Regions from separate parts of the Homo sapiens genome. Here region 1 is linked to region 2. Evidence: read pairs that join two places in POLR2A ChIA-PET (ENCODE). Cell type or tissue: A673. All regions are shown on one strand. Links, peaks and the distances in the headings refer to the core of each region. The heading gives the core; the rest is flanking DNA.

Evidence for each region. Peaks named below come from ENCODE experiments on the same cell type or tissue, not always from the same donor. Only the 100,000 strongest peaks of a DNase experiment are listed, where the experiment ranks them.
Region 1: POLR2A ChIA-PET joins it to region 2 with 11 read pairs; 1 of 35 experiments calls an interaction of 5 or more read pairs at or near these places.

What each region holds. Positions count from the first base shown.
Region 1 is chr1:64,912,221-64,915,137 of GRCh38, reverse strand. The region is part of intron 1 of JAK1 (Janus kinase 1); the gene reads left to right. Among named protein-coding and RNA genes, the nearest start is that of JAK1, 53 kb to the left of the region's middle. In A673, for the core only: no CTCF peak of the experiment used is centred there; a DNase peak (open chromatin) is centred at 1,337; H3K4me3 peaks cover 692 bases; H3K27ac peaks cover 2,409 bases.
Region 2 is chr1:65,074,027-65,076,943 of GRCh38, reverse strand. No RefSeq gene overlaps it. Among named protein-coding and RNA genes, the nearest start is that of MIR101-1, 17 kb to the right of the region's middle. RefSeq lists silencers at 1,299-1,348, 1,369-1,418. In A673, for the core only: CTCF peaks have their summits at 1,160 and 1,362 (motif pointing right); a DNase peak (open chromatin) is centred at 1,393.

The DNA.
Region 1 (2,917 bases), core at 224-2,723, 160 kb after region 2:
TAGCTGGGAATCCTGCCTCATTTACCTTCACAATCCTATAAGGTATATATGTGGTTATTCTCATTTTATAGTGAAGAGAGGCAGGTAAAATAATTGACTCAAGGTCACATAGCTAGTAAGTGGGATTTGAAGTTGGATCAGACTTAAAAAATCAGAGAGCTTTTTTTATTAAATAGTGTTGTGCCTTATCTTGTATTGAGGAAAGACCCACCCATCACACGTTCCCCAAGTTGCAATACTATAGTTATAGTTGTGTTTTAAATACCATGTGTTTGGCTGGGCACAGTGGCTCATGCCTGTAATCCTAGCACTTTGGGAGGCAGAGATGGGTGGATCACTTGAGGTCAGGAGTTCAAGACCAGCCTGGCCAACATGGTGAAACCCCATCTCTACTAAAAATACAAAAATTAGCCGGGCATGGTGGTGCACACCTGTAATCCCAGCTACTCAGGAGACTGAGGCAGGAGAATCACTTGAACCCCAGAGGCAGAGGTTGCAGTGAGCTGAGATCACGCCACTGCGCTCCAGCCTGGGTGACAGATGAGACTCTGTCTCAAAAAAACAAAACAAAACCATGTATTTGCCCAGATACTTCCCAGTTATCCTTACAACCACTTAATAAAAGAGGTCAGCCTTGGATAGTTCTGTCTCAGAAAGGTTCTTTTCTCCTCAGCTGTTTATTTCGTTGTTTTGGGACTTTACAACCTCTAAACTTTGTGTTAGCTTTTTCTTTAGCAGTTCTCAAAGTGTTTAGAGTCAGAAGCATTCCATTGTTTAACTTAAACCTTTTATTTGAAGCATCTATGGTCATTCTCTTATATTAAAATTGTTCCCTCTTCATTTAACCTCACTTTCCATAAGGCAGCGAGTAGATCGTGTTTATTTTTGAATCCCTAGTGCCTGGCCCCTTGTCTGAGGTAGGGGATTCATAGTGTTTGGTTCAACATCATCTTTTATTTGGACCATTGCAGTTGCTTCCAAACTGCTGGTCTCTGCCTTCTGTCAGCTGCTCTCAAAATGACCTGACATTGGTCTTTCTCAAAATCAACAATCACTGGCCTCCTCTAACCTGCATTGTAGAGTCTTGGCTACTCAGCATGGTCTAGAGGGTTGACCACGCCTGCCTCTGTCCACTGCTGTAGCCCCATGTCTGGCCACTCACCCCCCAACGCACCCTCCAGTGCACCAATGTGCACTTTGTGAAAGGACCACTACATGCTCTCAAACTTGTGCTCTTATTTCTGCCAGAAATGTGCTATCTCCAGTCCCACCTATTTCTGTTATTTAATATCTATTTTTCTGCAAATCCCAGCCCCAGGACATTCTCTGTGAAACCTCGTCTGATCCACCCTTATATGGAGTTAGAAGATTATTTTTGCTCCCACACACTTCCTTTCAATTCCTCCCTCCCTCCCTCCCTCCCTCCCTCCCTTCTTTCCTTCCTTCCTTCCTTCCTTCCTTCCTTCCTTCCTTCCTTCCTTCTTTCCTTCCTTCCTCCCTTCCTCCCTCCCTCCCTCCCAAATGGAATCTTGCCATATGTATTATTCTGCAGTTTGATTTTTCTCCTTAATACGAAGCTTATCATGTTGTAACTATTGAATGATTAGTCAGTTCTATTAGTGTCTGGTTCATAGGAATTATTATCATTGTATGACCAATTTCTAGCACAGAGGCTGGCACATTGTAGGCACACAAAAATTATTTATTGAGTGAAATTGAGCCATGGTGTTGAGTGAGTCCATGGCAGTTCACTTGCCATTTATTGTCTTTGAATTCTGCTGTCAGTAGGGTGGTCATATGTTCCAGTATATGCCTATTCCTATTTTCCCAGCATAGTTATGAATAGTTCCTGATGTTTTAATATCTCCTAGTTGGTACAGTAAATTATATGGACACCCCAGCCTGGGCAATAAGGCGAGACCCTGTCTCTACAAAAAAATAGAAAAATTAGCCAGGCGTGATGGTGTGCACGCCTGTAGTCTCGGCTATTCTGGACGTTGAGGTGGGAGGATTCAGCATTGAGCCTGGGAGGCCAAGATTGCAGTGAGCCAAGATTGTGCCACTGCACTCCAGCTTGGGTGACAGAGTGAGACCTGTCTCAAAAAAACTTATATATAATTTTTATATGTATATGGCCACCCTACCAATTAAACAGATCTAAGTGGAAGCTCATTTTACCTTATCCAGTGGAACAGCTAGAGAGTAATAAATATTTGGGGTATGAGGTTGCATTTGAAACATTGAATCCAGTTTCTTTCCAGCCAGCCAATCAGCAAAGCCCCAAATCACACACTGGAAAAAATTACCTTTGATGCATCTTCAAAGCCTAAATGTTTCATGTTCCAGAAGGACTGCTGATTCCTTTTAGAAGTACTTTTACAAGAAGTGGTTTACCTTTCAGAAATGGACCTTTTTTTGTTGTTCTGCCGCTTCCCAGCAGTATGACCTTGGCAAAGTTCTCCCGGAATGTAAAATGGGGATGAGAGTAGTCCTGCTTTACAGGGTTAATGTGGCAATTGAGATCATTCATGTAGAGTGATTAGCATTGTTAGTGGCATAGTAAGTGCTTAGCAAATATCAGCTTTTATTATTGGTGTTATGATCGTGACCATTACTATCTTTTGACATAGACTAGTTTAGAAGACGTTGGTTATGGTCTTGAAAGGAGTGACTAGGATCTGCCCCACAGCTTTCTGATTGCAATGTGTATGCCCTTAACTGCCTGTCAATGCAGGATGCTACTGCACTGTAGAGGATGGAAAAAGAAAATCAGTAAGAAGAAATCATGTGTGGGTTGCAAAGGAGAGAGTAGAATGACATAACTGTGGTTGCTAGTGAGTCAGGGGCTAGCTGTGTCTACCTTGGAAATCTTGGGTGGGTCAGATTTGGATTGACATTAGAACAGATGGGCCTCAGA
Region 2 (2,917 bases), core at 145-2,644:
TTTTTTTTAGTAGAGACGGGCTTTGCCATGTTGGCCATGCTGGTCTTGAACTCTGGACCTCAGGTGATCTGGCCTCCTCGTCCTCCCAAAGTGCTGGGATTACAGGCATGAGCCACTGTGCGGCCCACGCTTTGGTTCAATTGATTTTCAAGAAACGTGCCAAATAATTCAGTGGGGAAAGAATAGTCTTTTCAACAGAAGGTGCTGGAACAGCTGAATAACCACATGCAAAAAGATGAAATTTGACCTTAACTTCACATTATATACAACAACTTGAATAAAACAGGACAAAATCTTTGCAGCCTTCGATTAGGCAGATTTCTTGCACATGACAGAAAAAGCATGAACAATCTAAGACACAGCTGACAAGTTAAAACTTTATAAAAATTAAAACTTCTGCTCTTCAAAAGACACCACTGAGAAATGACAATATTTGCAAAACATACATCTGATGAAGGACTTGCATCCATAATATATTAAAAACTTCTAAAATTCGGCAATAAGAAAATAACCCAGTAAGAAATGAGCAAAATAGACCACGCATAGTTGCTTATGCCTGTAATTCCAGCACTTTGGGAGGCCGAGGCAAGAGGACTGCTTGAGCCCAGGAATTCAAGACCAGCCTGGGTGACATGGTGGAACAAAAGAATACAAACAAATACAAAAATTAGCTGAGTAGGGTGGCATGGGCCTGTAGTCCCAGCTACTTGGGGGAATGAGGCGGGAGGATCACTTGTGCCCAGGAGGTTGAGGCTGCATTGAGCCATGATTGTGCCACAGCACTCCAGCCTGGGTGACAAAGCGAGACCCTGTCTCAAAAAAAAAAAAAAAAAAAAATTCAAAACAAAATGGAAAGCAATTATGCCCTTATGACACCTCCTTCCTCTTTGGCTGGCCTCTGAAACATCTGGTGCCTCAGTAACTCTGGGGTAAATTTCTCCTTGAGTTCTCCTCCCCAGAGCCTTGGAAGGCCTTGAGGGAGACCTGGAGTGGATTGACTAGCAAGTAACCCTAACCCTGGGGAAGCATCTTCTTTCTCTTGGTGGAGGTTAGAAACAGAAAACTGACAAACAGGAGCACATGTAGAAGACCATGCACAGGATGGCGAAGGCCTTATAATCACGTCCTAGTCATTCTTCATTCTTCCATCAAATACTTGTTGTCTTCACTCTGCCAAATAAGTCAAATAAGTGCTGTGGCTATAAAACAATGAACATTACTGACAAGGTGCTTGCTCTCATGGAGCTTATATTCTAATAGTGTAAAGCAGAGCACAGAGCATACATAGCTGGGTGGATAAATAGAAGAAAGTAATAAGAAAACAACGTTAAGTCCTCTGCAGTTAAAAGGGTGAGAGCACAGAATGACTGAACCACAAGAGGGAGCCAGTCGTGCAAAGACCAAAGGGAGGCACATCAGAGGCACCATTTCTGTCTTAACTGCCATAGCCATTTGAAGCCCTCTATTCCATCTTTAACCAGCTTAAATTTCAGAGTCGATCTGTATAATCACTCCCTGAACTCCCTGACCACTTTAATTCTGCCATGCTGGTGGGCAAAACTGCAACTCCGGTTAAATCCAACTTTCCACCCATACTGTTTCTGTACCCATGAGCTGGTCATAGATGGAAAACAGACAGACAGATAGACAAACACACCCACCCACACACACACCAAGCTGTTTGGTCTTACTTTAAAGGTATCACTAGGAACTTAAGTAGGCCCTTGCTATTTTCCCAGCAAATGTCCTGTATTTCCCTGGTCCTTTCACTCTCCTACTCTATTCATGGACATTTTCATCTCTGTTCTTCTCTTCTCCCCCATCCTCACTCTCAGCTGTCGACTGTGCTTCTTTCCTCACTGAAAAAACTGAAGAATCAGAAGAGAACTTCCATTCACTCTTACCATGCACACTTATCCATGCAGGGGTACGGCTTTAGGCCCTGCCTTTCTCCCTGTCAGTAAGGAAGCACTCTTGGTGCAGCCATGCAAAAGCCTCCACTTGTGCGTTAGATCTCACCCCTCTCGCAGAATAAAGAACACTAGACCAGCAAATCCTCCCTGTCTACCCTACTTCATCAATTTTTCCTCTACTGGATCATTTCTATCAGTATACAACCATGCTGTTGTGTCAACCATTTCAAAAACAAAAATCTCCTCTTGACAGCACTTCCCTTATTGGTTACCTTCTTATTTCTCTGTAACCCTTGTAGCCAGTTGTCTATACTAGCTGTCTCTAATTCCTCTTCTCCTATTATTCTCTCTTAAATTCTCTCCAATCCAGCTTTTGTGCACCACTGAGCTGAAACTGATCTTTCCAAGATCAACAAAACCAGCAAAACTCTATCAGAAGGAAAAAAAGAATGAGGCAGCTGTAAGTTAGGGAAGACGTGTTAGGGGAAGGAAATGGGCAGAAGAGGACTAGACTGAGTACCTGTAACAAAAGAATTCCTTACATGTGTTGTATTCTTTCCACTCCGTTTGGACCATAATTATATATACATATATGTATATATATTTCCTTATTTTCTTTGGAATCTAGTGTTTCCCAGATTGTCAAAGCAGGCTATTAGAGTGAAATCTGAATATTAGACTAATCTGCTCACCATTTAGGGAAAAGGAGAGTAAAACAAAATCATAGCAGTGAGAGAGCTTTTATTTTATGTTTGCTTACCTCTGAAATTGACGTGAAACCTCAGAAACCTAAAAGTCTCTTTAACCTAACCAGGAATGATTTAAACAGTCTAAGAAAGAGTTGCCCCCAAACAATATCCCTCTATTCTAAGATAAATGTAGTTGTGGTAATTTTGCAGCTATCCCTTTTTAAAAATGGCCCAGCCAGGAATTATGTATATTAACCTCAGGTAGCTTTGAAAGTCTGGCTGCAGTACTGTGCTTTCTGATCTTATCAGTGAGAA